Regions from separate parts of the Homo sapiens genome. Here region 2 is linked to region 1. A link is a loop called in an ENCODE intact Hi-C map of the cell type or tissue named here. Cell type or tissue: B cell. All regions are shown on one strand. Each heading gives the region's core, and the rest is flanking DNA. Links, peaks and the distances in the headings are about the cores only. Region 1 overlaps BCAS4 (breast carcinoma amplified sequence 4). Region 2 overlaps ADNP (activity dependent neuroprotector homeobox).

What was found. Peaks named below come from ENCODE experiments on the same cell type or tissue, not always from the same donor. Only the 100,000 strongest peaks of a DNase experiment are listed, where the experiment ranks them.
Region 2: it touches region 1 in a loop (5-fold over the local background); 5 of 110 quality-filtered maps call a loop at or near these places.

The regions. Positions count from the first base shown.
Region 1 is chr20:50,840,069-50,848,068 of GRCh38, forward strand. It overlaps BCAS4 (breast carcinoma amplified sequence 4), which reads left to right. Exons shown (of 5, transcript NM_198799.4): 4 at 1,698-1,832. It also overlaps the pseudogene TMSB4XP6. Among named protein-coding and RNA genes, the nearest start is that of BCAS4, 49 kb to the left of the region's middle. RefSeq lists an enhancer at 4,633-5,112. In B cell, for the core only: no CTCF peak of the experiment used is centred there; a DNase peak (open chromatin) is centred at 3,343.
Region 2 is chr20:50,888,862-50,904,720 of GRCh38, forward strand. ADNP (activity dependent neuroprotector homeobox) reads right to left here. Exons shown (of 6, transcript NM_001282531.3): 4 at 15,028-15,140; 5 at 13,156-13,248; 6 at 57-5,651. The coding sequence starts at 15,135. The coding sequence ends at 2,544. Among named protein-coding and RNA genes, the nearest start is that of ADNP-AS1, 34 kb to the right of the region's middle. In B cell, for the core only: no CTCF peak of the experiment used is centred there; no DNase peak of the experiment used is centred there; H3K27ac peaks cover 1,200 bases.

The DNA of each region.
Region 1 (8,000 bases), core at 1-8,000:
TTTACCATGTTGCCCAGGCTGGTCTTAAATTCCTGGCCTCAAGTGACCCTCCCTGGCTTCAGCCTCCCAAAGTATTGAGATTACAGTCATGAGGTACCATGCCCAGCCAGAATTCTTTTTTTATTTATTTTAATTTTATTTATTTTTAAGTTTTTAAACTTTTTATTTGCATATTTAAAAAATTGTGCATTCCAATAATTAAAATCATTTGAACAACAAGAAAAAAATGGCACTCTGATTAAACTGCATTACAGCCTGCAGGACACCTTGGGCCAGCTTGGTTTTACTTTAGATTTCACTGTTGTCCCACCCCACTTCTTCCTTCACCAACATGCAAGTTCTTTCCTTCCCTGCCAGCCAGATAGACAGATGGGAGAGGCAGTCGCGGCCTTCGTTGTCAGTAGTTCTTTGATGTGAAAGGGGCAGCACAGTCATTTAAACTTGATCCAACCTCTTTGCATCTTACAGAGTTAAACAGCTAAAAGAAGTAAAATAAGAAGGCAATGCTTGTGGAATGTACAGTGCATATTGACGGCACACGCCTCATTACGATTCGCCTGCTTGCTTCTCCTGTTCAATCGTTTCTTTGGAAGGCAGTGGATTTTTCTCTTGCGTCTCTGTCTTCTTCAGTTTCGACTTATCGAATTTCTCGATCTCAGCCATATCGGATTTGTCAGACATGGTTACGGAGGAGAAGCGGAGCGAGGCACGCGAGAACGAGCGAAGTCTGGTCTGCGTAGTGGCCACCACTGAGTTGTCCAATTTTATTTATTTTTTTGAGACGGAGTTTCACTCTTGTCGCGCAGGCTGGACTGCAATGGCGCGATCTCAGCTCACTGCAACCTCCGCCTCCCGGGTTCAAGTAATTTTCCTGTCTCAGCCTCCCGAGTAGCTGGGATTACGGGCATGTGCCACCATGTCCGGCTACTTTTTGTATTTTTAGCAGAGACGCAGTTTCACCATGTTGGCCAGGCTGGTCTTGAACTCCTGACCTCAGGTGATCTACCCGCCTCAGCCTCCCAAAGTGCTGGGATTACAGGCGTGAGCCACCGCACCCCTTTTTCTTCTTGAAACTGGCAGCTCTGCACTTGAGGCCTGGAGCTGAGTGGTCCCTGTGGGCCTGGACTCAGCTTTCTGGTTGACCCTGCTTCCCATTAGGCCCCCTTTACCTGCTTGTTTCCTGCCAGGCCCTTGGTGGCTTCTGAGTTCGAATATACAGCACATCCACTATTAAAATGAGCAATTGTGTGTCCTTAACGTAGATGAAAAGTACAAATAAATAAATAAGCATTTGGGCTATTTCTATAAAATCAACTTTTAACAAAAAAGGCTTTGAAATCTGATGAATGTGCCCTGAGACCCCCGCCCCTGCCCCTGCCACTTCCTGACTTTGTGACTTTGAGCAGGTGACCCAGCCTCTCTGAGCCTTGATTTCCCTCCCCTCTAAAATGGAGGCTAAGAACAGGGTCCCTATGGGGAAAAAGCAAGAGGCCACCAGCGGGAGCTGTGACCGTTGTCAGGGTTTCTGCAGGTGCCCCTCCAGCTAAGCAGGCCCTGCTGCCTTGCAGGGAGCCCCATTGGAGGGAGGCTGGTCGCAGTGATGAAAGGCCTGGAGTCCCCACCAGCCCAGGGAGTGTGGCCAGGAATGGGCTCCAGCCTGCACAGATGCGGCATCATGGCTTCTCCGTGTCCCTCAGGCCTTCGTCAAGATGGTTGGACACCACGTCGCCTTCCTGGAAGCAGACGTGCTTCAGGCTGAGCGGGACCATGGGGCCTTCCCTCAGGCCCTGCGGAGGTGGCTGGGATCCGCAGGGCTCCCCTCCTTCAGGAACGTGAGTATCCTGCCCCGAGAAGTGAGGGGAGGGCCTCTCCCCCTTCGCTCCGCAGACCCCAGCGTGGGGAGGAGCATGCAGGAAGCAGAGTTCAGGGGGGCACATTTCACTTCTGCAGACAGGAAACGGGTACAGGCGGCCAGGCACCTCAGCCTTTCTCTGTCCCCTGTGAGCCCTGGGCTGTGACGGTTCGTGTGCTCATGTACCATTTATTGGGCGCCTACTGTTTGCTGAGTGCCATCTGAGGTTACTGTGGTGAGCAGAAACAGCTCCCGCCCTCCTGCCCATCCTTGCACACTTAGGGACAGTGCCCAGGATGACATCTAGAATTCCGGCCAGGTTGCCCTTCCTGAGGCAGGAGTCAGCCTCAAGCTGGCCCAACAAGCCGGGGAAGGGGGACGGGCGTCCCTCCTGCATATGGCTCTTTGTGGCCTGCAAAGGCTGTTCTCTTCCTCATCTCTCCTCTGTCTTCCTGGGATCCTCTCCGTGGCCCCGCAAGGAAGGAAGGATCATGTGTCCTTTTTGTCTTGTTTTGAAATGGGGTCTCACTCTGTCACCCAGGCTGGAGTGCAGTGGCGTGATCTCAGCTCACTGCAACCTTTGGCCTCCTGGGTTCAAGTGATTCTCCTACCTCAGCCTCCCAGGTAGCTGGGATTACAGGTGCACGTCACCATGCCCAGCTAATTTTTGTATTTTTAGTAGAGATGGGGTTTCACCATGTTGGCCAGGCTGGTCTCGAAGTCCTGACCTCAGGTGATCCACCTGCCTTGGCCTCCCAAAGTGCTGGGATTACAGGCATGAGCCACCGTGCCTGGCCAATCACCCTCAGTTTATAGGTGAGAAGACGGAGGCTCGGGGAAGGAGATAAGGGGACTTGTCTGAGGCCACGGGCCTGGAGCGCCTGTTTCTGGTGACTTGCCCCCTTCACAGGAAAGGTGTCACCTAGCGGGGCCTCTTGTGGCTCCTTGGGCTCTGCCTGCAGGTATCCCCTCTACTGCCCTGTCTCCACTGTTCCTACCTGTCCACACCTTATCTCCACTTTATCACAGCAGCCCATTTAGTGAGTGCTTTTTGTTTTTGAGATAGGATCTCATTCTGTCACCCAGACTGGAATGCAGGTGTGATCCTAGCTCATCGCAGCCTGGAACTCCTGGGCTCAAGTGATCCTCCCACCTTAGCCTCCCAAGTAGTTGGGACTGCAGGCACGCACCATCACACCTGGCTAATTTTTCTTTTTGTAGAGACAGAGGCTCGCTTTGCTGCCCAGGCTGGTCTCCATCTCTTGGACTTCAGCGATCCTCCTGCCTTGACTTCCCAAAGTGCTGAGATTACAGGCATGAGCTACCATGCCTGGCCTTATTGAGTGCTTACAAGGTTCCAGGCTCTGCGTTAGGCATTTTATATGCAGTAATTCATTTATCTTTCCCAGCCATCTTGTGTGCTGGGTACTAACAGTATCTCCATTTAACAGGTGAGGAAATGAAACTTCAGAAAGTGTCAGGGGTTCTGCCCGTGGGCAGAATTTGGCCCATGTCAACTCATTCTATTTGGCCAGGCAATGTATTTAAACATTGTGACTTGAAATGCCTGATAGGGCATGTGCTTTCCAGTCACAGGCTCCTGGCCTCATTGTACCTGCCTGAGGCATGTGCTGTTCACCTGCCTGAGGCATGTGCTGTTCACCTGCCTGCTTCCAGGTGAGTGTTTTGCCCAAGCTTGTAACAGCTGGACAGTGGCCTCCCAGATCTCATGGTCTAGGAACTCCTCTTGCTCCTTCAGAGACCAAGTTAAAGACATCTCCTGTGAGAAGCCCTCTGGGATTGCCCCTCTTCAGACAAACTCCATTTCTTTGCTTTCCAAAGACAATGAAGTCATGAACTGCATCCTTTGTCCTCTCCCTCAACTTATGGTGACCATTCCCGAGTGACATTTCCCACTGACGGCTTTAAAAGCACATTTGGGGCCGGGCACGGTGGCTTATGCTTGTAATACCAGCACTTTGGGAGGCCAAGGCATGTGGATCACTTGAGCCCAGGAGTTCAAGACCAGCCTGGGCAACATGGCAAAACCCCATTTATACAAAAAATAGAAAAGTTAGCTGGGCATGGTGGCGCATCCCTGTGGTCTCAGTTACTCAGGAGGCTGAGGTGGGTGGATCACTTGAGCCTAGCCTGGGAGGTGGAGGTTTCGGTGAGCCGAGATCGCATGACTGCACTCAGCCTAGGTAACAGAGTGAGGCCCTGTCTCACAAAAAAAAGCACATTAGGGGCCAGATGTGGTAGCTCATGGCTATAATCCCACCACTTTGGGGGGCCAAGGTGGGAGGATTGCTTGAGTTCAAGACCAGCCTTGGCAACAAAGCAAGACCTTGTCTCTACAAAAAAGTATCCAAGTGTGATGGCATGCACCTGTGGCCCTAGCTACTCAGGAGGCTGAGGTAGGAGGATCACTTGAGCCTAGGAGTTTGAGACTGCAATGAACCATGATCATGCCACTCACTACACTCTAGCCTGGACAACAGAACAAGACCCTATCTCTGAAAATTAAAAAAAACAAAAAACAAATTTAAGACACATGGGGGGCAGAAAGGACACAGGACCTTGGCTGCCCATGTCCTGTTAGAACCCAAGTATCCTAACAGTGGGTCCTGCCTGTCATTTAATACACTTCTTGCAGTCTGCACAGTCATCCCGATGAGGTTGGTGCTAGTGTTCCCATTTACAGAGGCAGAGACTGAGGCTTGGAGATGGAGAATCACCTATCCAGAGTCACTACTGGGTTTGGAATCCAGGCCTGTGGGGTGTGAAACTGAGGTCCCCCCAGCACTCCTGCTGCAGGGATGTGGCATCCCCCCCCGGGGTGTGGCTGGGGCATGCTGGGACCTGCACCCTCTCCTCTCCGCCACACTGGGCCTTGCTAAGCCTTGGAGAGCCCCCTAGACCTACCTGCAGTGACTTGTTCCAGGAAGCGCGTCCTGGCCAGGGGTGGGTGAGTCATTCAGCAACCCCAGTGTGTTGTTCTTGGCCCCACAAGGGCTTTGTCTGGGGGAGGTGGTGCAGCCTAGTGTGTGCGTATGTGTGTGCAGACCTGAAGGCTCCAGGGCTGTGGCTGCTCCAGGGTGTGAGCTGGAGGGGCCCTTGCAGAATGATGATCATCACCGCTGGTGTTGGGGCCGACTCTGTAGTCGCCTCACACCCCACCCTGTGAAGAGGGTGTGGTCATTGTTCCTGTTTTACAGATGAGGAAACCGAGTCACTGAGGGGTTAAGTTGCTTGCCCACCCAGAAAATGGTGGAGCTGGGATTTGAACTTGTGATGTCTGGGCCCAGAGCTGGTGCCCTGCACCCCATTGGTCCATTCTATGCCCTCCCTGACCGCCGGACCTGCTCTCTGGGAGGTGAGAGTCCTCGTAGGGTGCCCAGGCATTCTCAGTGTCTTCCATCTTGATTATTTCAAAGCTGGGATTTTGTGCCATCTGTAGTCAGTTCCCCTCAGCGCCTCCTCCCCCAGGGTGGACACCTCCTTTCCTTGACCCTGAAGGGCCATCACCCTCAGAGGCTGACATTCCAGTCTCCACCAAGGGCTTGGATCTCCACCAAGCCCTTCTCCCGGGGCCTGTTCCAATGCCCGGCATAGGTCTGAGAGGCCCAGGCAGCCGGGGGCTCGGAGAGCTTTGGTTTCTCTCCTGGTCTCTCCCCCAGGACCCCACTGCCCCCCTGAGGCAGGTGTTTGAGGCCTCCCCCGACCCCAGGCTGGCCCGAACAGTGACCATCCAGACGCAGCAGCCAGTCAGGGTGACCTGGCCATGTGGCGCCCCTGGGCTGTCTGTTCCTCACCCACCCGTGCTGCCTCCAAAGGGTCCATGGAGTGGAGAGGGCTGAGGTGGGACAAGGATATTGGGTGGCCCCACGGGAATGCTGGCATGGGCTTCTGCCCCCATGGGAGGAGCCACACCACTCACCAGAGGCGCAGCCCCCAGAGAGGGCAGGCTGCCCGCTGCCCAGGTGACTTGGTGCTGGTGTGGACATTGCCTGTGGCCTGGGCTGGCCCGAGGGGTCCGGTGCAGGAAGTGACCTGTGGATACTAGCGATCCCCCTCAGCCAGCTTTCCGACTGGATCCTGGCCTCTCAGCCCTACCTTTGAGCTGCCTGAGAAAGAGGCATTTGCTCCACAGACGGAGCCAGCCTGTGCCCCAGGCCCTTGGCACCCAGCCACAAAAATGTACGCATGACCATGCTACAACACATGTATTTCATGGCACAAAAGTCCACATTTTCATGCTGCACTATATAAACGAAAAGTTTTTAGTTATGCTTTTATATTGATCGTTATAACATTGTGAGGTTTTAATAAGAATTGCCCCTCTCTTTTATTGTAGCTAAGCCCCTTCTGTGACATGTCTTAGCTGTGTGACCATGGGCAAGTCTCTTAGCCTTTGTAAGCCTCAGAGACAGCCAGGCACAGTGGCTTCCACCCATAATCCCAGCACTTTGGGAGGCCAGGGTGGGAGGATCACTTGAGCTGGGAACTACATAGGGAGACCACGTCTCTAATTTACTAGATATTATTAAAATAATACCTTTTTGAGATCTTAACGTTATTTTGAATTGTTCCGAGATGGCTTCTCAGTGACCTCAGAATAAAATCCAAACTCCTTGTCATGGCCTGCAAGAGGGTGCATGATCTGGTCACGTTCAGTCTCTCTCTCTTTTTTTTTTTTTTTTTTTTTTTTTTGAGACAGTCTCACTCTGTCGCACAGGCTGGAGTGCAGTGGTGCAATCTTGGCTCACTGCAACCTCCGCCTCTCGGGTTCAAGCGATTCTCCTGCCTCAGCCTCCTGAGTAGCTGGGATTACATGCACCCACCACCACGCCAGGCTAATTTTTGTATTTTTAGTAGAGACAGGGTTTTGCCATGTTGGCCAGGCTGGTCTCGAACTCCTGACTTCAGGTGATCTGCCCACCTCGGCCTCCCAAAGTGCTGGGATTACAGGCGTGACCCACGACGCCCAGCTTAAAATAATATCTTTAAAGTTCAAAAAAAAATTAAGCCTCAGAGAGTCTGACTGAGTCAGTGAGCCGGCACGGGCAGGTTCATGAGAGGCTTTGCTTGCTAGAAAACTGTTTGGATTTGATGGAAAATGATGAGGGCCCACGCTAAAGCAGAGGAGGAAAGCTCCGGAACTCTCAGGAGGGATTCCGAGCATGGAGCGGAAGAGCGTCGGCCACCTGAAAAGCCAGCCGGTAGAGTGATCTCAGCTCACTGCAACCTCCGCTTCCTGGGGTCAAGCGATTCTCCTGCCTCAGCCTCCCGAGTAGCTGGGATTACAGGCGCGCACCACAATGCCTGGCTAATTTTTGTATTTTTAGTAGAGACGGAGTTTCGACACATTGGCCAAGTTGGTCTCGAACTCCTGACCTCAAGTGATCCACCCACCTCGGCCTCCCAAAGTGTCGGGATTATAGGTGTGAGCCGCTGCACCCGGTTGAAAAGCCAGCTTTGCTTGTGAGGAATGGAGTGGTCCAGGACAGACTCAACACTTAGTGCTCAGCGGTGAGCGGGAATCACGGGGCAGCTGACAGAGCCAGCCCTGCTGTGCCAGGCACTGTTTTCAGCTTGTCAATCCTCATAACATCCCACAAGGGAGGTGCTATTTCTATCTCCATCTTACAGCTGAGGAAACTGAGGCATAGAGAGGGTAAGTAACTTACCCAGGATCACACAGTTGGACATGAGGATATGAATCCACGTTCTTCTTTCCATCACATATTGCCTTGGTAGAGAGCTGTGATCTCTTCAGGGAGCTTGTGTCTGGTGCAAGAATACAGACAGTGACCAAATTCAAAGAAAATTCAGTTACAGGTGGGACACGGTGGCTCACGCCTGTAATCCCAGCACTTTGGGAGGCCTAGGTGGGTGGGTCACTTGAGCCCAGGAGTTCCAGACCAGCCTGGGCAATATGCGAAACCCCATCTCTACCAAAAAAAATACAAAACTTTGCCAGGGGTGGTGGTGCATGCCTGTATTCCCAGCTACTCAGGAGGTGGAAGGATCACTTGAGCACAGGAGGTCAAGGCTGCAGTGAGCCATAATCGTACCACTGCTCTCCATCCTGGGAAACAGAGCAAGACTCTGTCTCAAACAATAGCAACAACAACAAAAAAAAACA
Region 2 (15,859 bases), core at 3,879-11,878, 53 kb after region 1:
CGCCTCCCCACCCCCTTCCCCCGACACCCACAAAAACAAAACACACCAAACCTCTGTAGGATACTTAGGTTTTCTCATGTTAGAAGTGTTCAGCCTACATTTACAGGCATTCTCTAATTAGGTGGCAGCACGTTGCCATAGCCAACGATCTCCAGATTATTTGAAAAGCAAACAGTAGCAACAATATTCTTTTAAAATGGCTTTTATTGAGACACTTGTAGGGATTCTGCAACATTTCCAGTTGGGAATCTTTATTTCCAACTCTTAGGGTGGCTAAACCCTTTTCTGAATGCCAAAAGGCACACTCTCACCACCTTAATGAGGAAACACACTTATCTGTGTCTGTTCCGATATCCAACTGGGACCTGGACCCCAAGCCCCGTGGTGTCTTGTACAAGTCTCATTAGTCCTCCACGTACAACTCAGAAGCCTGTTAATCAGGGAGGGTAATTTCCAAATAAATGTGAGCTGGCCTAAATCCAGCTGGTTATTTCTGATTTGGTAATCTGTAGTATCTTAATTTGGGGACATCCTGTCCTAAGTTTTGGCTGGTGCATGTAGAACTTATAATCTACCTGTATAACAACAGATGCAACATAGCTCCGTTCCAGCCCCAAATTCCTTAAAGGTTCTAGTCTACTCTTGCACTTCTTCCTGTACTGTTGTTGAGAAGCTTACATTTTAGGGAGAGGCTGGTCAAATCTCTACTCTCTGGTAACAGCATTAACAAGAGTCTTTCTTTTGGAAACAGACTCAGAAGTTATGGACATCAGCCACTTCAGACTTCTTTAGGCCACTATCCTTGAGGTGACTGACCAGCCTCCTCATGGATTGGAGTTTCCCATCATTGTTTTAATTGCTGGAAATGTTGGCCTAATTCTGCTTCCTTGTAACTTTCTGCTTTTTAGTACAAGTTCTCTTGGGAATCTACGCATGGTAAAAATACCAGCTCCTTCCATCTTTACAGCCCTGTCAGTGCTGTGCTCTTCAAAGCCTTTCCCTTAATAGCAAGAGGGCCAAGAGTGGCAAATAGAGGCAGAGCCGCCTGCACTACAGTTGTTCCCATCGTAAGGTGAAAACGAACGTTTAACTTCATCTAGAAGAAAAAACAAACAAAAAACCCATCAGGCTATTAAGATTCTGCTTGCAAATTAATGCCAATCCATGTTTACATTTTTTTTTTTATCATTGAGACATTTACATATATATGCAGGCTCTGCTCCTTAACAAAAGGTGAACTGAAAAACTCAAGGGTGTTTGTTTTTCAGTTAAAAAAAAAAAAAAAAAAAAAAAAAAAAAAGAAAAACAGATTTTGTACCAGGTGCCTCAAGAGAAAGCATTCTATTTGCAGATGACAGATCTTGGGTTTTCCACAAGTTTCCTCTGTGACTGTGGCTGCCATCTCTGATGAAAGAGTTATGGCATTAAATGGCAAAAGATATAATGGACACACAGGACTGTCATGTGTAATAAAGCAAATATTTACATTAAGCACAATACAGCAATTTATTTAGATGCTTAAAATGAATACAAAGGGAAAATAAAGATCACAAAATTATACATACTACAACAGTGTGTCATATATTAGATGGTATAAATGAATCCACCATGATGGTGTTGAACTAAAGATAAAACTAAATATCCAAAATGCAGCACTCATTGGTTTGCTGCTTCAACACAACACACTTTTATACAGATCTAAAAGGTGTCAAAATTAGTAGCTGCAAAGTCAATTCTTGCATGTGATTTTAGCTTAAAAGATTTCAGAAAACAGATCTGAAATACCAGTTTTTGTTTTTGACAGCTGTAATGTCAAGGATATTCAGAACAAGAAAAATCCTATAATACAAGAGAGTCCAGATATATATCTTACGTGGCTGGCCTCTGTTGCAAGATTGTACAAGGTTATGTGCAAAAACTAAGTCTGTCCAAAAAGTCCATACTAGCGCAGTTTTGAGCTTTTGCTAGGTAAACTAGATAGAGCGTTTATTACACAGCAAGGGCAACACTAAAAAAAGAAATCTATGATGGGCACACAGTAACAGGATCATGAGCATCACTTGAATAGGTCTAAAAGACTGTACAAATATACATTTCAACTATTCAGAATGAATACATGAAAAAAAATCGCTTTTCCCAAAGTCTACTATACACATTAGACTGGTAGCTTGTATGTTGGCCCTACACTACCATGTGAATTAGTTTAACACTTCTCAAAGACATCTGACCAATCATTTCACAGAGGGAAAGAAATGTTGAAAAGGCAGATAAAATAAACCTCTGCTTTTCCTCGTGTGTATTCATGAGTCACCAGCTTATTGGTTTTTCACATTTAGTTACCGTGTCTGTCAGAGAAGGTTCTGAAGCAAGAACAGCCTGTCCTGTCATAGACTTAGAAATAACCACTGGAACTGCAGCGGCCACATGCCCCACAGTCCAACCAGTACTCACAAGGCAGTACCAGTGAGAAGACAGCTTTGCAGTCACACTGGATATCAGAGTTCCAGGCTGCAGCATGTCACCAACGCCAGGGAACCTGGCACTTAGGCCTGTTGGCTGCTCAGTTTAACTCCGGCTAAGCTGCCATGCATGGGCTCAGCTACTCCATCAGTCATGTTGTCAAACTGTTCCCCATCCTCACTGTCAATTGTGCTATTCTGCCACTCAATCTGGGGGTTAGATAAGCGCTCATCATTCTCAGATGCATTCTTCCACTGTGACTGGTCCTTAGACCAAAACCCTTCAACTTTTCCATAGGAACTATTCTTCCATTTCAACTGCTCTCTGTCACCTTGCATGGTAGCCTTTTTTTTGGCAGCTGGCTTACTGCTCCTTGCATCTTCGCTTTGGGAAGACTCGTCAGACCAGGTTCCTGGTTTCATTTCGCAGGTATTGTCCTCAAAGTCTGACACTTGTTGGGATCCAGGCCCACTCTCAGATGGAGAAGCACCGTCTTTCCACTCAACAACATCGTCTTGGTCAACCTCACTATCAGATGCATTGTGCATTAGTTTGGTTGGTTCCTCAGTCAAATGAATAGTTTCGTATTTTGAACCATCCTCTTTTTGGTCTAGCTTCTCCTCAGATTCTGAAGCATCCTCAGGAATTACCTTCAGTACATGTTCCTCTGGGTTATCGTTAGAGATTTTAGGTTCAACTTCAAAAACAGGGTCAAAAGGGCTACCACTTTCATTGGATTCTTCTTCCAAATTTTCAAAACTGTCTGAGGAACTGTCATCTTCCTTCCCAAGGTTGAGCTTTTTGTCAGCAGTCTTACTAGCATTGACTCTGGAATCCTTCTCATCATGATTTTCAAATAGCCACTCAGCATCAAAATCCATCTCATGCTTGACTTTATTTAATTCTTTCATGTTAAACCCCAGCAACACGCCAGGCTTGTACTTTTCACAATCACGGACACACTTCTTCCTTTTGTTACTAAAATGGGAAGCGATGTCACTCTTCCATAACCATAAACTGGCTGCTAGCTTCTCAATTTCTCTCCTGGTGGGATAGGGCTGTTTGTTGAAATACTTTGTTAGAAAGCTTTTCCTGGCTTCATAGGAATCATCTTCATGACCCTTGGGGTCTAAAGCTAAAACAACAGGCTCTTCAGGCTTCTCTTCAAAGAAGCTGGGTGAATCACTATCATCATCTAACTTTCGTTTTTTCAGTAAGGGAAATTCCATTTGCTCGTAAGTGCGCTTCACAGGTGCCAGACTTGGAGACTGATTAAGCCGAGAGGGTGCATTTGTCTTATCCTGGCCATTTTGGGTCTTTCCAACGCCCCTGCAGTGAACTAGATGCAGAGTGATAGTTGAGGCGGTCATGTTGCTGGTATACACACCAAGGCAATGGATACATTTGTAGGTGAGCTTTTTCTCAACTGGATGAACCGTCTGAATAACTTGGTGCCTCTCTCGTAAGTGATGTGCAAGTGCATCAGATATGGGTCCTTTTAGGATTGAAAAGCAAAGAGGACAAAGGGTTTTCCCAACATCTTTTTTATAGGGCACTGCAGCTTGAGGTGAACTTTTTACAGGGATATCTGCCTTTTCCTGAACCTTTGGCTGTGGCTTTGGAGGAACTGGAGGATTATTTTGGGCATGGTAAGCAACAGATTCAGCTGGGGCATCCCTCAGATTGTATGTAGTTACCAGGAGATGGATGTTAGTGTGACTACCCTGCTGCAATGTCAAATCAAAACTCAAAGTAGAATCTGTTTTAGGTCCCATCTCTTCATCAATGTGAACCATCCGCATGTGTGCGGCCATCTTTTCCACATCATTGAAAGTTGAACGGCAATATGGACAAGACAGACCATGAATTAACATATGGTTGAGCAGAGTATCTGTGGGTAAATAGCGATTACAGTAGAGGCATTTGCTAGTAAAATTGTGTATTTTCATAATGTAGTTGGCTACTGCTGGGACTTTCTCAGCTTTATGTTCTTTTTCGAAGTGCACACTATAGACATTTTCAGGAAAAAGCTCATTACAGATTGTACATATTTTCCACTTTTGAGTTGAGGAAGTGTTACCTGGGGGAGGGCCTGTGGCAGCTGCAGCAGGTTTGGAACTGGACTGACCTAACACTCTGGATGCCTGTGACTGAGAGAGGGAAGGAGACTTTAACTGGCCCGATGAGAGAGAAGAGGCATTAGCAGACTGCAGGGAGTATCTTGCTGGTGCCTGGGACCTCTGCTCTGACCCAAGCCCATAAGACCTTCCGTTTCCACTTGGAAGTAACTGCTTTACAGACTGAGATTGTTGAGGAATGGAAACTGGTGCGTTGCCACCTAGACCCAGTCTCATTGACTGACCAACACTGTAACCCTGGCCTACAGATTTGACTCCATAGTTGTTCTGCTGCAGATGAACACTGGACATCATGTTGACTCCTGTAGAATTTAAGTTAGGCTTTGGTATTGAGAGTCGATTCACCATCTGCTGTGATGGTAAAGACCGGACATTTCCAGAAGCAAGGGAACCGATCCTTGGTGGGAGTCCCATGCTCTTCTTGTCTTGAGGTTTGGGAGCAATTAGCATCAAGGGTTTGGATCGGGGAACCACTACATTTGTGTGCCCAATCATGGCAGTGACCTGATAGCCTATACGTTCATGGTCTTCGATGACATGCTGTACCAAAGCTTCATAGGACTTTGGCATGAAAAGGCATCGCTTGCAGTGAATACTACTCTCTTCTCGGGCATTCGAGCCTAAGGGGACTGCCCCATTGAGTGATTTTTCTCCTGCCTTTGCTATGTAAGGTGCTGCCACATGCTGAAAATGTTCCCTGTAAATGTGCTTCCTAACTATTTCATAAAGAGGATCTCGGTAAGTGCACTTCTTACAGTAATAAACAGCTTGCTCTACACTGTCAGCCTGCTTAGGTTTAAGGCCATCATTTTTGTTTTTATCTTTGAAAGTGCTGAGGCTGCTACTTGGTGCGCTGGCGTTCGGAGCATGAAATATTTTAATGTGTGTTTCCAAAGTCTTTTTGTCTGCATTGAAGGTACAGTAGGGGCAATTAAGGAGAATCCTATTTTCAAAGTCTTCACTATGGACATTGCGGAAATGACTTTTGTAGGCAGAGAAGAATTTTGAGGAAAATGGACAAGCGCTGCAGCAGAAAGGTTTTGTCCGATAGTCCTAAAGTAAACACAAAAACTAGAATTAGAATGCCACTTCAGATAGGCAGTTAACAGATTCCAGATCCCCCCCGGATATTCTTAATAATGCATTGATTTTAGGCCGCGCGTGGTGGCTCACGCCTGTAATCCCAGCACTTTGGGAGGCTGAGGTGGGTGGATCACCCAAGGTCAGGAGTTCAAGAGCAGCCTGGCCAACATGGTGAAACCCCATCTCAACTAAAAATACAAAAAAATAAGCTGAGCGTGGTGGTGGGCGCCTGTAATCCCAGCTACTTCAGGAGGGTGAGGCAGGAGAATCGCCTGAAGCTGGGAGGTGGAGGTTGCAACGAGCCGAGATCGGCCATTGCACTCCAGCCTGGGCGACAAGAGCGAAACTGTCTCAAAAAAAAGCACTGATTTTAGTATGTTTTCCCCTTTTGTATAGTAACTTTATAAAATAGAAACTCAAAAAAAAAGCTATCTTAAACCAAATATTTTTGTCAGTGTAAATTAAAAAAATGCTAAGTTCTTTCTCAATGTTTAGGGAAAAAAAGTCACATTTTAGCTAAACCAAAGACAAATGACTTGAAGATAAACATTTTGCAGCTAGAAATAACAAGAATAACCTAAATGAAGGAAGTTACTAAAGACTTCAGGTTTACTATACAGTCATGTGTTGCTAAACCACAGGGATGCATTCTGAAAAATGTATCATGGTGTGAAATCCTCAAGTGTGTATTCACACAGACCTAGATGGTAGAACCTACTACACGCCTAGGCTACATGGCATAGCTTATTGCTCTTAGGCTACAAACCTGTACAGCATGTTTCTGTACTGATTACCATAGGCAATGATTAACACAATGGTAAATATTTGTATGTTTAAACATAGCTGAGCACAGAAAAGGTACAGTAAAAATACAATGTAAAAGATAAATGATACCATGAACAAAGCTTACAGGACTAGAAGTTACTCTGGGTGAGTCAATATGAAAGCCTGGGACATTACTGTACACTACTGTAGACTTTATGAACACTTAGGCTACACAAGTTTTACTAAAAAAAAAATTTTGAGACAAAGTCTCACTTTGTTGCTCAGGCTGGAGTGCAGTGGCACAATCGGCTCACTGCAGCCTCAACCTCTTGGGCTCATGCGATCCTCCCACCTCCGCCTCAGTCCTGGGGACTACAGGTGTGTGCCACCACACTAGGGTAAATTTTGTAGAGACAGGGTCTCCCTCTGTTGCCCAGGCTGGCCTTGAACTCCTGGGCTCGAGCAATCCTCCCGCTTTGGCTTCCCAAAGTGCTGGGATTGCAAGCCGCTGTGCCGAGCCCTAAAAAATATTTTTTCTTCAATAATAACCTCAGCTTGCTGTGGTTTATACACTTTTAAATTTTTAACTTTTTGACTCTTTTGTAGTAATACTTAGCTTAAAACACAAACAGATTGGCCAGGCACAGTGGCTCACACCTGTAATCTCAGCACTTTGGGAGGCCCAGGCGGGTGGATCACCTGAGGTCAAGAGCTTGAGACCAGCCTGACCAACATGGTGAAACCCTACCTTTACTGAAAATAAAAAAAATAGCTGCACATGGTGGCAGGCACCTGTAATCCCAGCTACTCGGGAGGCTGAGGCAGGAGAATCACTTGAATCCAGGAGGCAGAGGTTGCAGTGAGCCAAGATCACAGCACAGCACTCTAGCCTGGGCAACACAGCGAGACTCCGTCTCAGAAACAAACAAAAACCCCCAAAACAAACACATTGTACAGCCGTACAAAAATATTTTCTATCTTCATATGCCTATTCTATAAGCTTAAAAAAATTTGTTTTAAAAAAAAACTTTCCCAGCACTTTGGGAGGCCAAGGCAGGTGGATCACAAGGACAGGAGTTCGACACCAGCCTGGCCAACATGGTGAAACCTCATCTCTACTAAAAATACAAAAAATTAACCGGACGTGGTGGCAGGCGCCTCTAATTCCAGCTACTCAGGAGACTGAGGTTGCAGTGAGCTGAGATCGTGCCATTGCACTCCAGCCTGGGCGACAAGAGCAAGACCCCGTCTCAAAAAAAAACCAAAAACTTTAAAAACATTTTTTTTCTTAAAAGCTAAGACACAAACGCATACGTTAGTCTAGGCCTACAGAGAGTCAGAATCAACAGTATCACTATCTTCCACCTTTACATCTTGTCCCACTGGAGGGTCTTCAGGAACAGTAACACACATGGAACTGCCATCTCCCATGGTAACAATGCCTTCTTCTGGATAACTGCAGAAGGACCTGCCTTAGGCTTTTCTTGAGGAGGTCTCACACTTACCAAGAATAAGCCCACGGTGCTTTGTTTCCTTTTTTCATCATAGATTTGATTGTAAGCAGATAATGAACCATGAATATTCTTCTCTATTAATAAAAACCTTTTGGTATTGAGATCCATGTTTTCAAACTTTTTTGTTGTTGTTTGAGATGCAGTTTTTTTGCTCTTGTCACCCAAGCTGGAGTGCAATGGCACAATCTCGGCTCACTGCAACCTGCACTTCCCGGGTTCAAGCGATTCTCCTGCCTCAGCCTCGTGGCTGGGATTACAGGCGCCCCACCACCACGCCCGGCTAATTTTTTTGTATTTTTAGTAGAGACGGGGTTTCACCATGTCGGCCAGGCTGGTCTTGAACTCCTGACCTCAGATGATCCACCAGCCTCGGCCTCCCAAAATGCTGGGATTACAGGCGTGAGCCACCAAGCCCGGCCACGTGTTTTCAGACTTAAGGAGCTTGCTGAGGTCTGCACTGCTAAATCCTTCACTGAATTTTCTTGAGGGTTCTTCTTTTGCTTTTCCTGCAGTTTCCTTTTCTCTTTCCTCTTCACCTATGCGGGAACTTGTTCTAGTTCCCACAGCTCCTCACCAGTCAATTCCTCAGGAATCACCTCTAGGAGCTCCTGTTGTCCTCATCCACACCCCGGTTAAAGTTGTTTGCCATCTCAATCACAGACTTTGTGATTTATGCAAATCCTTTTAAGTCATGGACAAACCTCTTGAGTGTATTCTTCCAGATGCCATTCATACACTCCTTGATGACATCAACCCAAGCCCAAGCAAGATTCTTAATGCAGTCACAGATATTGCAATCCTTCCAGAATTGTATCAGAATCTTCTCAGTGTCTCCCTAAGCTGCGACGACAGGACAAAGGCCTTTCTCAGATAGTACGCCTTAAAAGCTGCTGTAACTCCATCAGTTGGATCAAAGAGGTGGTGTTTGATACTGGGATGAAAAACACCACTTAAAGGAGGCATTTGCTTATCAGCGACAATAAGCAAAAGCTTGAAGGGTATGTTATTCTCTCAATACTACTTCTCCACTTCGCAGGCATATCTATTCAGGAGGGCATCTTGAAAGAGGAGCAGGGTCACCCACGACTTCTTATATCTCCTGCAGTGCACTGGCCAAGTGTGTGTGTATTGATATGCTTGAAGCCCCTAGGGTTCTCAACATGCCAAATCACAAAGGGTTTCAATTTGTGGCCTGCAACATTGCCCCCAAGCAAGACTGTCATCCAGTCCTTAAAAGACTTGAAGCCTGGCATTGCTTTGGTCTACCTCATGGATCAAAGTCCTTTCAGGCATCTGTTTCCAGAATAGAAAGGTTTCATCCATATTGAAAATTTGTTCTGGCAAGTGATTTTCCTCCAGACTCAGCTTATCTAGAGTTTCCCAAAATTCTTCCGCTGCCTTTACATCAGCACTCACAAACTCACCACTTTCCCATTATGTAATGAATAACGATTCTTGAATTGTTTACACCACCCAGAACTAGCAGTCAATTCAACATCACAGCCAGGTCCAGCCTTTTCTTTCAACACCTCAAACACACTTTTTGCTTTGGGATCATCATGGTGCTGAGAGGTACACAGCACCGTGTGCACCTGTGTCTGCTCTTCAATCCAGGTCATCAGAAGCTTGTGTGTGTCTGATAAAGGCCCTTCTTGAATTTTTGTTAGTCTCATTGCCTTCAATGAAGCAGATGCTTTAACAGCTTCTGTCACTTTGTTCTTGTTCTTCAAGATCATAGCTATGGTAAAATGGGACAAGCCTGACTGGCAAGAAATAACCATCACTGATTCTCCACCTTCGTAGTCCTTAATCACTTCTGTTTCCAGGTCAATCACTCAACATGGCCCCTTACTGGCAACATTATGGATTTTGTATGCTTAGGGGCCATGATGAACAAAATACCATGAGATTAAACCATGCACAAGAATGATGCAATCAAGAGACACAGTGAACACAAGCTGTATGAGGCTGCTACCAGTTACCATGAAAAGCTGTTTTAAAAAGTAGGAGTACACTCTAAAATAAAAAGTATATATAGTAAATACATAAACTGGCAATACGGTTTTTAACTGTCATTATCAGGAAGTCATGTGCTGATGTTTTCTGTCTAGTACAGACTGCATATGGGACTATGTTCCCCCAAGATTATAACGGGGCTGAAAAATTTCTGTCACCTAGTATTTACTATACAGTTGACTCTTCAACAACATAGGTTTGAACTGCTTATATGTGGATTTTTTCCAAACAAATGTAGATCAAAGATACAGTATTCTTGGGATGCTCAAACCCTCTTATACAGAGGGCTAGCTTTTGGTATATGCAGGTTCTCCAGGGCCAACTGTGGGACTTAAGTATGCAAGGATTTTGGTAATGAGGTTTTTTTTTTTTTTTTGAGATGAAGTCTTGCTTTTGTCCCCCAGGCTGGAGTGCGATGGCACGATCTCAGCTCACTGCAACCTCCACCTCCCAGGTTCAAGCGATTCTCCTGCCTTCCCCGCTCCCACTTCCAACCTCCAGTAGCTGGGATTACAGGCATCTGCCACCACACCTGGCGAATTTTCGTATTTTTAGTAGAGAGGGGGTTTCACCATGTTGGCCAGGCTGGTCTCGAACTCCTGACCTCAGGCGATCCACCTGCCTCGGCCTCCCAAAGTGCTGGGATTATAGGCATGAGCCCAGCGCCCGGCCGGTAATGAGTTTTTAATCATTATTTGAGTGTACCACTTACTTCTATATTTTTTAAAAAAAAGTTAACTCTAAAACAGCCTCAGCCAGATCCTTCAGGAGGTATCTAGAAGACGACACTGCCATCACAGGAAATGATGGCTCCATGCGTGTTACTGCTCCTGAAAACCTTCCAGTGAGACAAGCTGTGAAGGTGGCAATGGTAATACCATTGATCTTGACCCTGTGTAGGCCTAGGCTAATTATGTCTGTGTCTTAGTTTTTAACAACAGTTTAAAAAGTTAAAAAAAAAAAAAAAGTTTAAGACTAGGAAAAAGCCTGTAAGCATATGAAGACAAAATATTTTTATACAGCTGTACAATTTTTTTTTTTTTTTTTTTTGGAGCGGTAGCAAGATTCATTATGAAGAGTGAAAGGACAAAGCTTCCGCAGTGTGGAAGGGGACCCGGGCAGGTTGCCGTGTTTGTGTTTTAAGCTAAGTGTTATTACAAAAGATTCAGAAGTTAAGAATTTTAAAGTTTTACTTTTTATGTAGCCTAAGTGTGTTTATAAAGTCTACAGTGATGTACAATAATGTCCCTTCATATTCAGTCACCACTCAGAGCAACTTCCAGTCCCGCAAGTGCCCAATATAGGTGTACCAATTTTTCTTTTATATTGCATTTTTACTGTACCTTTTCTATGCTTCACTATGTTTAGAAACACAAATACTTACCATTGTGTTAATCACTCTTATAGTATTCAGTATATAGTATTCTCTTATAGTAACATGCCATACAAGTTTGTAGCCTAGGAGCAACAGGCCATACCATATAGCGTAGGGGTAATAGGAGGCTATACCACCTAGGTCTGTGTAAGTACCCTTTATGATGTTTGTACAACAATGACATCACCTAACAGGGCATTTCTCAGAATGCATCCCATCATTAAGCAATGCACGACGGTATTATACGCTGTAAATAACTGTATGTGCTATACTTCTATGACTGGCAGCACAGGTGTGTTTACATTAGTATCACTACAAACATGAATCATATGTTGCGCTATGATGTCATAAGGTAGCAAGTTTTTCAGCTCAATTATATTCTTATGGGACCACTGTCGTAGATGTAGTTCATCACTGACCAAAATGTCGTTATGTGGTGAATGACTGCGGTAAAATTCAGGGCCCACGATGTTTTAGTGCAATTAGACAATTACAAGAGATAAAGCTATATCTTTTATTCCTTTCCTCATTATGGATAAATTTTCATAGAAAAAAGGCAAATCTCCATTTTTTCCTCTGATTAAAGTACAGTGTAGTATCAGATTCAGCGCTGATCAAAAGAAAGACTGATTTGAAAAGTTGGCTTTCTTCTATAAGCCTTGCTGTTCCTTCTCAACCAAGAACACTTCAAAAGAGCTAATGAAGTAATAGCTGCTTTGATTCAAATCAAGAAGTTAAATAAAAATGTCCTACAGACTGTGAGGAGGGTGAGGTATTTAAAAGCCAATAATACATTATAGAATATACTGATATCAAAGAGCAACTTTCAGAATTATGATTGTTAACACCTATGCAGTCAGTCCTTTGATGAAGGCAGGTGAACTGACATGCTTGGTAAGAGATTATCTTTTCTCCCTAGAAACCTACTTGTTTCAGATACTGGTTTGAACCATGATGAAATACTCTGCTTCTCCTCAAAGCTCAACTCTTCTTTAGTATTCAGCTATGAGGCTTTCAGATTGATAAAACTGAATTAAATAAATGATGTGTCCCACTGGAAAGCATTCTCATTCTAAGACTGCTGGTTAGTAACTTTGCCTGGGGTATTTAAAAAAAAAAAAAAAAAAAAAAAAAAGTCAAATATCTGAGTACTAATTTCCTGAAAAGTATGTTCCGATAGATGAACAGATCATTAATGCAGAATGAGAATCACTCCTAAAATAGGTAATGGTAAAAATTAAATTGACAATTACCTCTCTCTATGCAGAAGGAAATATCACCTATATGACATCATCATCATCTATTGATACTTGCTGGCAGTGCTAATATTGTTTTTAATGCCAATTTGTAAGAAGTTTTATCTCTCTGTCACTGACATCCTACAGAGTCACTTCCCCAGGCCTCCCATAGAAGTTGGGTGCCATCAACATAGGGAAATAAGAAAAGCTTAAATGTAAGGAAGGGTCTTGTCTTTTTCTGTGCAGAAAAAACAAGAATGGCAACACAGATGCAGAAAAATAGAGCCAGAGCACTTTTAGGGGAAATGGTGGGATACAGCAGGCTTCGTAACTTTTAAGTAACAAAATTTTGTTTCTTCTTACACCTCAAGTTTTAGTCCAATGACAAAAAAGGACAAAAAGTTTTTCTTAGTCTTCCCACTGGTCAGGAAAATATGAAATGCAATTTTGACACTTTCGATGTTTGGCACTTGCCCGCAATCACTGCACCGCTATAAAAGGCCTAGAGCTGAAAAGGGAGTATACCAAGCATGCTGCCATCTGAGGAAGTCTCCTGTGCCACTTACCTGGTTTTTCGTAAGTGATGGGTCCCACAGTCCTACATCCTCCCATGTAGTGTTTTTCAAATAAAAGTCATTAGGTTCAAATTGTTTAAAATCCTAGAAAACAGTGAAATAAGTTTACAAAAACATAGTGGTATAAACGCTAACCCAATCTTACATGTAAATCTCACCTCTTAACTAAGATGGGGAGAGGCACAGGAAAACCAACGTCAACAAGGACTTAAACTAGGAGTGATAAGGCTCTTAAATATAAAAAGGCATATGGAAGTTGCAGTCTACATTTTATATCAACCAACCACTTTCCTGATGGTCAGTCAGGTTTCCAAGGAAATTGCTGGAAGTTCTAATTAAGTAAAAAATTCAGCCACACACTAATATCAAAGCACTTTTCATTAGAGTACTGTACTCTAACTCGTCAGTTACAGTACTGGAATGGTGTCTAAAATAGCAATGTTTGCTTACAGCACTGCAAATATGATTTCTGGTTCTGTGCAAAAAAAAGATTTTTTTCGAGGGGAGGGGGCAGGAGATCAGATCAGGAAGAAAACTCAAATTTCAAACCCAAAAAGGCAGAAAGAAAGCTATTCAAAGAAAGTTAAGCAGTATGATGTTAAATTTATACTCTCATGTAAAAATTTAATGGTCCACTTCCCTCCAGACTAGGAAGATTAAAAGTCTTAGGGTAAAATCCCACTTGTTCCTAAAAAGTTCACAGTTCAAGGTGGAAAATGAAGTCTACACATAAATAATCATAGGAGGAACAAATCAAATGCATGACAGAAATGTACTGTGATGTTGGTATTAATTATTTCTATGAAGATGACCCCACAGAGTGCAAAGTGAATGGACTGTTTCATTTGGGCAGATCTACCTGAACTCTGGGGTTGGAGAAGGGCTACTTCCACACTTGGAACAACGTGACTAGAGAAGTCAACTTTTGAGCAGCTTCTGTTTCCATGCCATACTCTTCAAGTATTATTAGTGGAACTCAAATTAAGAAAACCTGTTGTATGAATGAATTTGCTTTTTTACTTCCAATTCCATTCAAACACTTACTGATCACCTATTACGTGCAAAACACTGTGCTAGGTGCTGGGGCTAAATGGATAAACAAGGTAGCTATGTTCCCTAGCCACCTAGAACTTAAAGGTTAGTGGGGGAAACAGCTTCAAACATTTCTTTTCAATCAGGGGCTCTGACCAACAAACCATAAGACCTGGAACAGTGAGATGTTGAAAAGGAGACCACTGCATGGCTATCCCACAGAGCTGTTATAAAGCTCATAGAATAAAACAGCTTGAAAAACAGTTCATAAAGCCCAAACTGTTATACAAGGGGGAAAGTAATAGTCTATGATGGGTCAAAAGGGGCAACAAATGCTCAAATCCTAAGGAAAGAGACAACAAGCACCCACACAAGCACGCCTCAACAATTAGAAGAAGGTCAACCAGAACATTCAGGCGTATCAGAATGAGAACAGGCTTTGAGTCCCACAGACACTGCCACTTTCTCAGCTGCAAGGCTGGGCCTATTTATTTGTTCTTCATCTGTGAAGTGGAGATAAGAACTGCTACACTGCCTCCCGCCTCCATGGTTGTTCTAAGGATTAAATGTATAGACAACTTTACGGCACCTAGTTCAACGCCTGACATGCTTAAGTCCTCAATGGTAGCCTTCTGCTTCAGGATGCAAAAATGAAAAAGCCCATTTTAGGGAGAAAGGCACAAGTTAATGCTATTGAGAATGTTTTCGTGAAGCTACTGCTGTGGCTGAAATTCAGAATCACATCTAAGATTTAGCCATCTTGGCCACTGACACAAAGTAATGGATCAGAAGCTGAGTCATGTTAAAATTTAAAAATGACATGCTACTTACTTCTATATGTTCTTTACAGTATTCCAACCCAATGTCACTAAGTATTTTTTTCACAGTTTTCCGGGCTTTTCTTAAACTGCCAAGATTGTTGACAGGAAGTTGGAACATAGTTTCTATTGGAAAAAAAAATTTAAGTCAAAGTCAAAACACGTACAACTTGTAATATTTACTAATTCCACTGATGATAGGATCATAAAACCTACCCATCTGACAAAAAAGGTGCATAGATATCCTCATCTAGTGTGTACACACACAGACACACACCTGCTTTCATGTGCATATGGCTTGATATATCCATCCATCCATCCTTCCTTCCTTTTCTTAAGACAGAGTCTTACTCTGTCGCGCAGGCTGGAGTGCAGTGCACTCATGGTTCATTGACTGCAGTGCACTCACGATTCACCATAGCCTCAACCTTCTGGGCTCAAGTGATCCTCTCACCTCAGCTTCTCAAGAGGAAGGGACTCCAGGAGTGCGCCACTATGCCCAACTAATTTTTAAAATTTTTTTGTAGAGACTAGGTCTCACTATGTTGCCAAGGCTGCTCACAAACTCCTGGACTCAAGCCATCCTCCTGCCTTGGCACCCCAAAGTGCTGGGATTATAGGCGTGAGCCACTGAGCCGAGCACATATCTACTATATTTTGAATACTTAAAGCAGGCAGGCAAAATAAGTACTCTCTGATTTTCCCAGTTTTTAACAGGACATTTTGACTATGAGTCTAATCTGGCATAATTCTGATAAGACTTAACAACAGTTCAGTAATGAACTTCAAGATGAAAATTAGAGAAATACTAGCAATCAATTATTTTTAAATCAAGTGTTAGTGCT